Linked DNA regions of Homo sapiens: region 2 is linked to region 1. A link is an interaction called in ENCODE POLR2A ChIA-PET data of the cell type or tissue named here. Cell type or tissue: endothelial cell of umbilical vein. All regions are shown on one strand. Links, peaks and the distances in the headings refer to the core of each region. The heading gives the core; the rest is flanking DNA.

What was found. Peaks named below come from ENCODE experiments on the same cell type or tissue, not always from the same donor. Only the 100,000 strongest peaks of a DNase experiment are listed, where the experiment ranks them.
Region 2: POLR2A ChIA-PET joins it to region 1 with 5 read pairs; 5 of 35 experiments call an interaction of 5 or more read pairs at or near these places.

The regions. Positions count from the first base shown.
Region 1 is chr6:21,760,453-21,764,846 of GRCh38, reverse strand. The region is part of intron 2 of CASC15 (cancer susceptibility 15); the gene reads right to left. Among named protein-coding and RNA genes, the nearest start is that of CASC15, 96 kb to the right of the region's middle. In endothelial cell of umbilical vein, for the core only: no CTCF peak of the experiment used is centred there; no DNase peak of the experiment used is centred there.
Region 2 is chr6:21,705,521-21,709,914 of GRCh38, reverse strand. All of the region lies in intron 2 of CASC15 (cancer susceptibility 15), which reads right to left. Among named protein-coding and RNA genes, the nearest start is that of CASC15, 41 kb to the right of the region's middle. In endothelial cell of umbilical vein, for the core only: no CTCF peak of the experiment used is centred there; a DNase peak (open chromatin) is centred at 2,104; H3K27ac peaks cover 1,059 bases.

The DNA.
Region 1 (4,394 bases), core at 192-4,191:
TGGCTCTGTTGCCCAGGCTGGAGTGCAGTGGCATCATCTCAGCTCACTGTAACCTCTGCCTCCTGGGATCAAGCAATCCTCTCAGCTGTTTGAGAACTCCCAAACAGCTGGGACCACAGGTGTGTACCACCACACCCAACAAAATTTTTTTTTTTTTTGGACAGACGGGGTTTCACCACGTTACCCAGGCTGGGATTACAGGCATGAGCCACCACACCTGGCCTCTTACGTCATTTCTATTGCGGGTCCCTAAAGTAATTTTGAAGAGAAAAAGAAAATCTCTGGGGCGGGGTTACAAGGGAAATGGACAACCTTTATTTCTCCTGTCATCTATCAGATTTGCATGTCTAACATGACAAATTGTCACTAAAGTAGAAAAAGTGTTTCTTTTCAATAAAGGTGTTGGCTAGAACAAATAAAATATTTACAGGATCTTAAAAATGCATATTATTGTTGTGCGAGGTGGCTAATGCCTGTAATCCCAACACTTTGGGAGGCTGAGGTAGGCAGATCACCTGAGGTCAGGAGTACAAGACCAGCCTGGCCAACATGGTAAAACCCCATCTCCACTAAATGTACAAAAATTAGCCGGCGTGATGGTGGGCACCTGTAATCCCAGCTACTCTGGAGGCTGAGGCAGGAGAATCATTTAAACCAGGAAGGTGGAGGCTGCTGCGAGCCAAGATGGTGCCACTGCACTCCAGCCTGGGCGACAGAGTGAGCCTCCGTCTCAAAAAAAAAAAAAAAAAAATTCCTGTTATTCCTATTTTTGCTCTTACTAGGCAACAATTTTTAGACACTTATTCATCATTATCAGAACAATAACCACCCATCTGAAAAGCTAATATATAATCTTTTGCCAATATTTAGTGAATAAATTATGCTGGATCATTTTACACTATACCAACATCATTGATCATTCCTTCTTTACTTCTTTCTCTAATTAAACACACACACACACACATATATATATAAAATAATTTTACTTCAAAAAAAAAAACCTTGGGCCAGGTGCAGTGGCTCACAACTGTAATCCCAGCACTTTGGGAAGCTAAGGTGGGCGGATCACTTGAGCTCAGGAGTTCAAGACCAGCCTGGCCAACATGGGGAAACACTGTCTCTACTAAAACTACAAAAATTAGGCCGGGCAAGATGGCTCATGCCCGAATCCCAGCAGTTTGGGAGGCCGAAGTGGGCAGATCATCTGAGGTCAGGAGTTCGAGACCAGCCTGGCCAACGTGGCAAAACCCCGTCTCCACTAAAAATACAAAAATCAGCCAGGCATGGTGGCATGCACCTATAGTCCCAGCTACTTGGGAGACTGAGGCATGAGAATCTCTTGAACCACCCCGGGAGGCAGAGTTTAGTGAGCCGAGATCCTGCCATTGCACTCCAGCCTGGTCAACAGAGTGAGACTCCAACTTAAAAAAAAAAAAAAAGCCAGTCGTGGTGGCACCTGCAGTCCAAGCAGGTGGGAGACTGAAGCACGAGAATTGCTTGAATCTGGGAGGCGGAGGTTGCAGTGAGCCCAGATCATGCCACTGCACTCCAGCCTGGGTGACAGAGTGGGACTCTATCTTGAAAAAAAAAAGAAGAAAAAGAATCTTACTTCTAATGTCTGCCTACCTTCTGTGAAGTATTTTATTTAAAACAAGTCTTTTCTTATACGAAACTGCAGCATTCTGCCAGAATTCAGTTTTAATGCTACCTCGCTTCTAGCTATTGATTCCTACCCATCATTCCAGGATGAACCTAAGTTATACCTTACTCCCTGAAAGTGCCTCCTCACCCTGAGTACCCCTTTTGAGAAATTCCTGTCGAATTAACTGTTACTGTTATTATTCTGGCCCTGAATCCTAAACTTTTATTCTTAACTCTACAAGTATCCAAGAGTTGTCTCCCCATTCGAATCCGGGTTCCATAGTTTCTGAATGAAGCAATTATGACTTGCTTTTTTCCTTTCTCTCCTTACCACACATACCAGGCATTCAGCCAAAACATCATGAATGAATGAATGAATGAATGAATGAATGAATGAAAAAAAATAAATGAGGGCACACCATACCATTTGAAAATGAGATCTGGCCCAGGCTGGAGTGCAATGGCGCTATTTCGGCTCACTGCAAGCTCCGCCTCCCGGGTTCACGCCATTCTCCTGCCTCAGCCTCCACAGTAGCTGGGACTACCGTCGCCCCCCACCAAGCCCGGCTAATTTTTTGTATTTTTAGTAGAGACGAGGTTTCACCATGTCAGCCAGGATGGTCTCCATCTCCTAACCTCGTGATCCACCCACCTCTGCCTCCAAAAGTGCTGGGATTACAGGCGTGAGCCACCGAGCTCGGCCAAATCTTTTTAAATAAATGTTTTCACTCCCCAAAAAGTTAACTATGTGAGGTAATATGTCCGGAATTGGTGGGTTCTTGGTCTCACTGACTTCAAGAACGAAGCCGCGGACCCTCGCGGTAAGCTTCACAGTTCTTAAAGGCAGCATGTCCGGAGTTTGCTCCTTCTGACGTTCGGGTGTGTTCGGAATTTCTTCCTCCTGGTGGGGTTCGTGGTCTCACTGGCTCAGGAGTGAAACTGTGGACCTTCACGGTAAGTGTTACAGTTCTTAAGGCGGCGCATCTGGAGTTGTTCGTTCCTCCCGGTGGGTTCGTGTTCTCACTGGCTCAGGAGTGAAGCTGCCGACCTTTGCAGTAAGTGTTACAGCCCATAAAAGCAGTGTAGACCAAAAGAGTGAGCAGTAGCAAGATTTATTGCAAAGAGCTAAAGAACAAAGCTTCCACATTGTGGAGCTAAAGAACAAAGCCTCCACATTGTGGAACGGGACCCGAGAAGATTGCCACTACTGGCTCGGGCAGCCTGCTTTTATTCTCTTATCTGGCCCCACCCACATCCTGCTGATTGGTCCATTTTACAGAGAGCCGAGTGGTCTGTTTTCACAGGGTGCTGATTGGTGCGTTTACAATCCCTGAGCTAGACACAAAGGTTCTCCACGACCCCACTAGATTAGCTAGATACAGAGAATGGACACAAAGGTTCTCCAAGTCCCCACCAGAGTAGCTAGATATAGAGTGTGGATTGGTGCATTCACAAACCCTGAGCTAGACACAGGGTGCTGATTGGTGTGTTTACAAACTTTGAGCTAGATGCGGAGTGCCGATTGGTATATTTACAATCCCCTAGCTAGACATAAAGGTTCTCCAAGTCCTCACCAGTCAGGAGCCCAGCTGGCTTCACCCAGTGGATCCCGCACCGGGCCACAGGTGGAGCTGCCTGCCAGTCCCAGTGCCGTGGGCCCGCACTCCTCAGCCCTTGGGTGGTCGATGGGACTGGGCGCCGTGGAGCCGGGAGCAGCGTTCGTCGGGGAGGCTCGGGCGGCACAGGAGCCCACGGGGAGTGGGGGGATAGGCTCAGTCATAGCGGGCTGCATGTCCCGAGCCCTGCCCCACGGGGAGGCAGCTAAGGCCCGGTGAGAAATCAAGCACAGCGCTGGTGGGCTGGCACTGCTGGGGGACCCAGCACACCCTCCACAGCCGCTGGCCCGGGTGCTAAGTCCCTCATTGCCCGGGGCCCCAGGGCCGGTCAGGCGCTCCAAGTGCAGGGCCCGCCGAGCCCACACCCACCTGGAACTCGCGCTGGCCCGCAAGCACCGCACGCAGCTCCAGTTCCTGCCCGCGCCTCTCCCTCCACACCTCCCCGCGAGCTGAGAGGGCCGGCTCTGGCCTCAGCCAGGCCAGGAAAGGGCTCCCACAGTGCAGCGGCGGGCTGAAGGGCTCCTCAAGTGCCGCCAAAGTGGGAGCCCAGGCAGAGGAGGCGCCGAGAGCTAGCGAGGGCTGTGAGGGCCGCCAGCACGCTGTCACCTCTCAGTAATGTACATGTTAATTAGCTTGATTTTCCTTGGCTAGAGTCACAGAGGAAAAAAAAAGTAAAAATTAAATTTTAAAAAATTTAATAAAAAAAGTGAGGTCAACAATTGCATTCTGGGACATACAGCAGGAAGGATAAAGATATGATATAAATATGAGTGTGGCAAGAGATGTTGTCACTGAGATAGACATGTTCCTATCATGAATATGTGTGTATAATATAAAAATAAGGATTAATTTAGCTCCACGCAACCTCCTTTTAAGTAGGCTCCTTTAGATCCCCAAACTGAAACTCCTAAAAGCTACATGTGATTTTTCTTTGTGCATTTGCTATAAGGTCGCAAATCACCCCCACCTGAACATCAGAGTTTTCTAAAAAAGCAAAACCAAAACAACTCCGTACTAGTGCAGTTTGCATGCCTTACTATCATAGTGACAAATGTATACGCATTTTTGTCAAAGATGTAATATTTGATAAACTGATAACAGAAGCTTTCATGCACATAAAGATAATAAACTTCGCAT
Region 2 (4,394 bases), core at 149-4,148, 55 kb after region 1:
ATTACAGGCACATGCCACCATGCCCGGCTAATTTTTTGTATTTTTAGTAGAGATGGGGTTTCACCGTGTTAGCCAGGATGGTCTCGAACTCCTGACCTTGTGATCCACCCTCCTCGGCCTCCCAAAGAGCTGGGATTACAGGCGTGAGCCACCACACCCGGCCTCATGCCTAATTTTTTTAGTATGTAAGTGCACATGTGCAGAGTTTCCAATATAATAAACAGAATAATATAAATGCAGAAAATGTACTATGGTATATTTCCACAAATTGCAAGTTCTCTTTCAAAAAATACAAATAGGCCAGGCATGGTAGCTCAGACCTGTAATCCCAGACAAGGCGGGTGGATCACCCGAAGTCAGGAGTTGGAGACCAGCCTGGCCAACATGGTGAAACTCCGTCTACCAAAAATGCAAAAATTAGCTGGGTGTGGTGGTGAGTGCCTATAATCCCAGCTACTTAGTAGGCTGAGGCAGGAGACTCGCTTGAACCTGGGAGGCAGAGACTTCAATGAGCCAAGATCACACCACTGCACTCCAGCCTAGGCGACAGAGAGAGACTCCGTCTCACAAAAAAAAAAAAAAAAAAACAACAACAACAAAAAAACAAATAATGCACAGTCTTTAAAAATCAATTACAGAAGTATGGTGATGTCAATACCAAACAAAATATTATTACATAACTTCCACCTCAATATTGCAAAGTTGGGACCCTAATTCCAAAGATACACACTTAAGCACTATTCTTTTTTTTTTTTTTTTTTTTTTTTTGAGACACAGTCCCGCTCTGTTGCCCAGGCTGGAGTGCGGTGGTGTGATCTCGGCTCACTGCAAGCTCTGCCTCCCGGGTTCACACCATTCTCCTGCCCCAGCCTCCCGAGTAGCTGGGACTACAGGCGCCTGCCATTGCGCCCAGCTAATTTTTTTTTTGTATTTTTAGTAGAGACGGGATTTCACCGTATTAGCCAGGACGGTCTCGATCTCCTGAACTCGTGATCCTCCCGCCTTGGCCTCCCAAAGTGCTGGGATTACAGGTGTGAGTCACCGCGCCCGGCCCTTAAGCGCTATTCTAAACATGTTAGAAATTTATCTCAGTCTCTAAACTTACTCCTTTCCCCTCAATATTACACCACACTTAATAAGTAGAATTTAAACATGAAAAGAAACAGGTTATTCCAGCATTAACTTCATGGCATTTTGGTAAAGTGAGTAAATGTGATATTGCAATGCCAGCCTGTGAAGAGTGCCATAGGAAGCCATCTGCCCACTTAGGTCAGCATCTCAGTAAAGGACATTCCTGGGTGTTGGTAACCACTTTAATTTTCGCTCCTGTACCACTTCAGCTAACTCTCCCCCAGCATTTGTGGTTTGCTGATGGGAGTGATCTTATCCACCCTAAGTCAATTTTCATTCCCAGTCACACTCTTCCTTTAGTTTGAACTACCCATATATTAGTCTTTCATTATAAAATAATGCCCTGCTTTCAGACTCTTGCTCTATTTTGGTACATCCTTTTAAAGTAAAATGCATGCCATTAAAATGCATTTGTTCCATTGAGTCAGATTTTTAGACTCATTATGATGCTCATTGTTGACACAATAGCTTCCTCAGATACACAACAATCTGTCATAAAAGACCCATACTTGGATGGGGGACAAGAGTGTTTTGCAAAGGCTGTCTTCTCAATGCAGTTGCTGTCGAAGACATACGTTAATATCATCCTAGTTAAAGAGTATTTATTCTAAAAAGTGCAGACTATTTAAATAGAAAATGACTTCATGAGCTATTTCTGCAAGTTCAGTTACTTCTGAGAACAGTGTTGTTAGATATTTAGTGGTAGAAATGAGCAGCAGCTAATAGAAGTTAGCATCCAAAGCACCCTACCAGGAGAACATTCTCTGCTCAATTTGACTGTGGCATAGATTCCCAAAGTCATTAATTTTCCATTCTTTACCATAATCAATAAGCATTTCAGGTTTCAAATTACACTGCAGATTTCACTTCAGATTTAAGTGAATGCTTTTCTTGCATCAATAGGAAGGAAACAGCTAATATTAAAATGCCACCAGGTTCAAAAATACTACAGTTGGGTCATTTGTTATAAAAATAAACCTTAAAATAAAAACGTGTTCTTCCCCTCAGAAGTGTTAAAATGACATCTAAAATAGAGGGGTGACACATCCTTACAGAGTGAAGTCATGCTTTATTCTGAATCATGCTTGATAGACTCAGGAAACAAAGTCAATATTCTGAACAATTAAAATGCCAAACTGAGTCTATACCAGCTAACAGAGGATAAAACACAAAATATATTTCAAAATTTCACTGCTATGATATTTCATTTGCTATGCTACCATTTATTCATTTATTTATTTATATTTGAGACAGAATCTCACTCTATCACCCAGGCTGGGGCACAGTGGCACGATCATAGCTCACTGCAGCCTCGACCTCCCAGGCTCTGGCTATCCTCCTGCCTCAATCTCCCAAGTAACTGGGACCACAGGTGCATGCCACCACATCTGGCTAATTTTTAAATTTTTTGTAGAGGCAGGATCTCACTATGTTGCCTAGGCTGGTCTTAAACTCCTGAGCTCAAGCAGTCCTCCCAAAGTACTAGGATTACAAATGTGAGCCACTGTGCCTGGCTATGATACCATGTAAATTCTGATTTCCCTCTTTCTAGAATACAAACTCTAAGGCTCAAATATTTTGAGGGCCATTATATACTTAGAAATATAGAGCTAGGCCAGGAACAGTGGCTTACGCCTGTAATCCCAGCACTTTGGGAGGCTGAGGTGGGCGGATCACAAGGTCAGGAGTTCGAGCAAGCTTGGCCAACACAGTGAAACCCCATCTCTACTAAAAATACAAAAAGTAGCTGGGTGTGGTGGTGCGCACCTGTAATCCCAGCTACTTGGGAGGCCGAGGAAGAAGAATCACTTGAAACCGGAAGGTGGAGGTTACAGTGAGGAGAGATCGAGCCACTGCACTCCAGCCTGGGCAACAAGAGCAAAACTCCATCTCAAAAAAAACAAAAAAGAAAAAGAAATACGGAGCTAGAAAGAACTTTAGAGAAAAACAAAGTCCAAAAGTCCAGAGAGGTTAAGTGATTTGCCTAAGATCAAACACCCAGCTATGACAAAGCAGGACGAAGTTAGAACTTATGTTTCTGTGTGCCTAATTCAGAGATCTCCACATTAGATAATCCTGCTTCCTGTCTTGAAAAAAAAAACGCATCAATAGGTGGTCAGAATCACCCTTGAAAAGAAGAAATAGAAAACCATAAATGGTATTAAGGTAGTATGTATGCTCTGTGCCTAGTAGTTACATTAGCTTTGAAATTAAGCACAAAACATGGTACATAAATTATATCTCAATAAAAATGCTGCATTTTTGTGATCCCATTCACAAAAACATCACCATATATAAAATATCTAGTAATTAACAAGACTGACACAGGGTCTATACAAAACTTTATCTGAAGAACATGAAAGAACACCACTAAAGGGTGGCACATTATTTGTTACTGGATGAGAATAATTATGTAAAAATATCAAATCTCCCAAATGGGTCTAATGTCATCTCCTTCAAAATTATAAGAAAATTCTTGTTGAACCTTAACAAGAATGAGATTAACAAGACTAAAAAAGCTATTTGGAAGATGGAAAGGGGAAAAATATCCAAGATTTTTTTTAATGGAATCAAAGTTTTTTTTTTTTTTAAGTACTGATACTATATATTAAAACAATCCATGAATTTGCAGGGCTTAAAATACCACTACTTGCGCACGATTAGGAAGCAGGGCATTCATTGAAAGAGTACAGAAAGCCTACATATAAAATATCTGAATATATGAGGGGAACTAGCAATTTGACTCAGAGAACAAAGAAGTGTTCAACTTCTTGAATAATTGGTCACTGCTAGAAAAATAATGTTAGCTCTCTACTCTAAGCAATATGGCAATATAAGACCTATGTGAATTAAAGAGTCCAATGTAAAATAAATGAAACAATTTTTTTAAAATAGGCAAACACAATAATTTCCAAATGGAAAAGGACTTTGTAATACCAAAGAGAGAATGCATGAACAAAATTAATCACTCACTATATAAAAATTTGAAAAATCTATATATTAAAATTGGTGTGTGTGTGTGTGTGTGTGTGACAGAGTCTCATGCTGTCACCCAGGCTGGAGTACAGTGGCACGAGCTTGGCTCACTGCAATCTCTGCCTCCCAGGTTCAAGCGATTCTCCTGCCTCAGCCTCCCAAGTAGCTGGGATTACAGGCATCCGCCATCATGCCCAGCTAATTTTTGTATTTTTAGTAGAGATGGGGTTTCACCATGTTGGCCAGGCTGGTCTTGAACTCCTGACCTCAAGTGATCCGCCCACCTT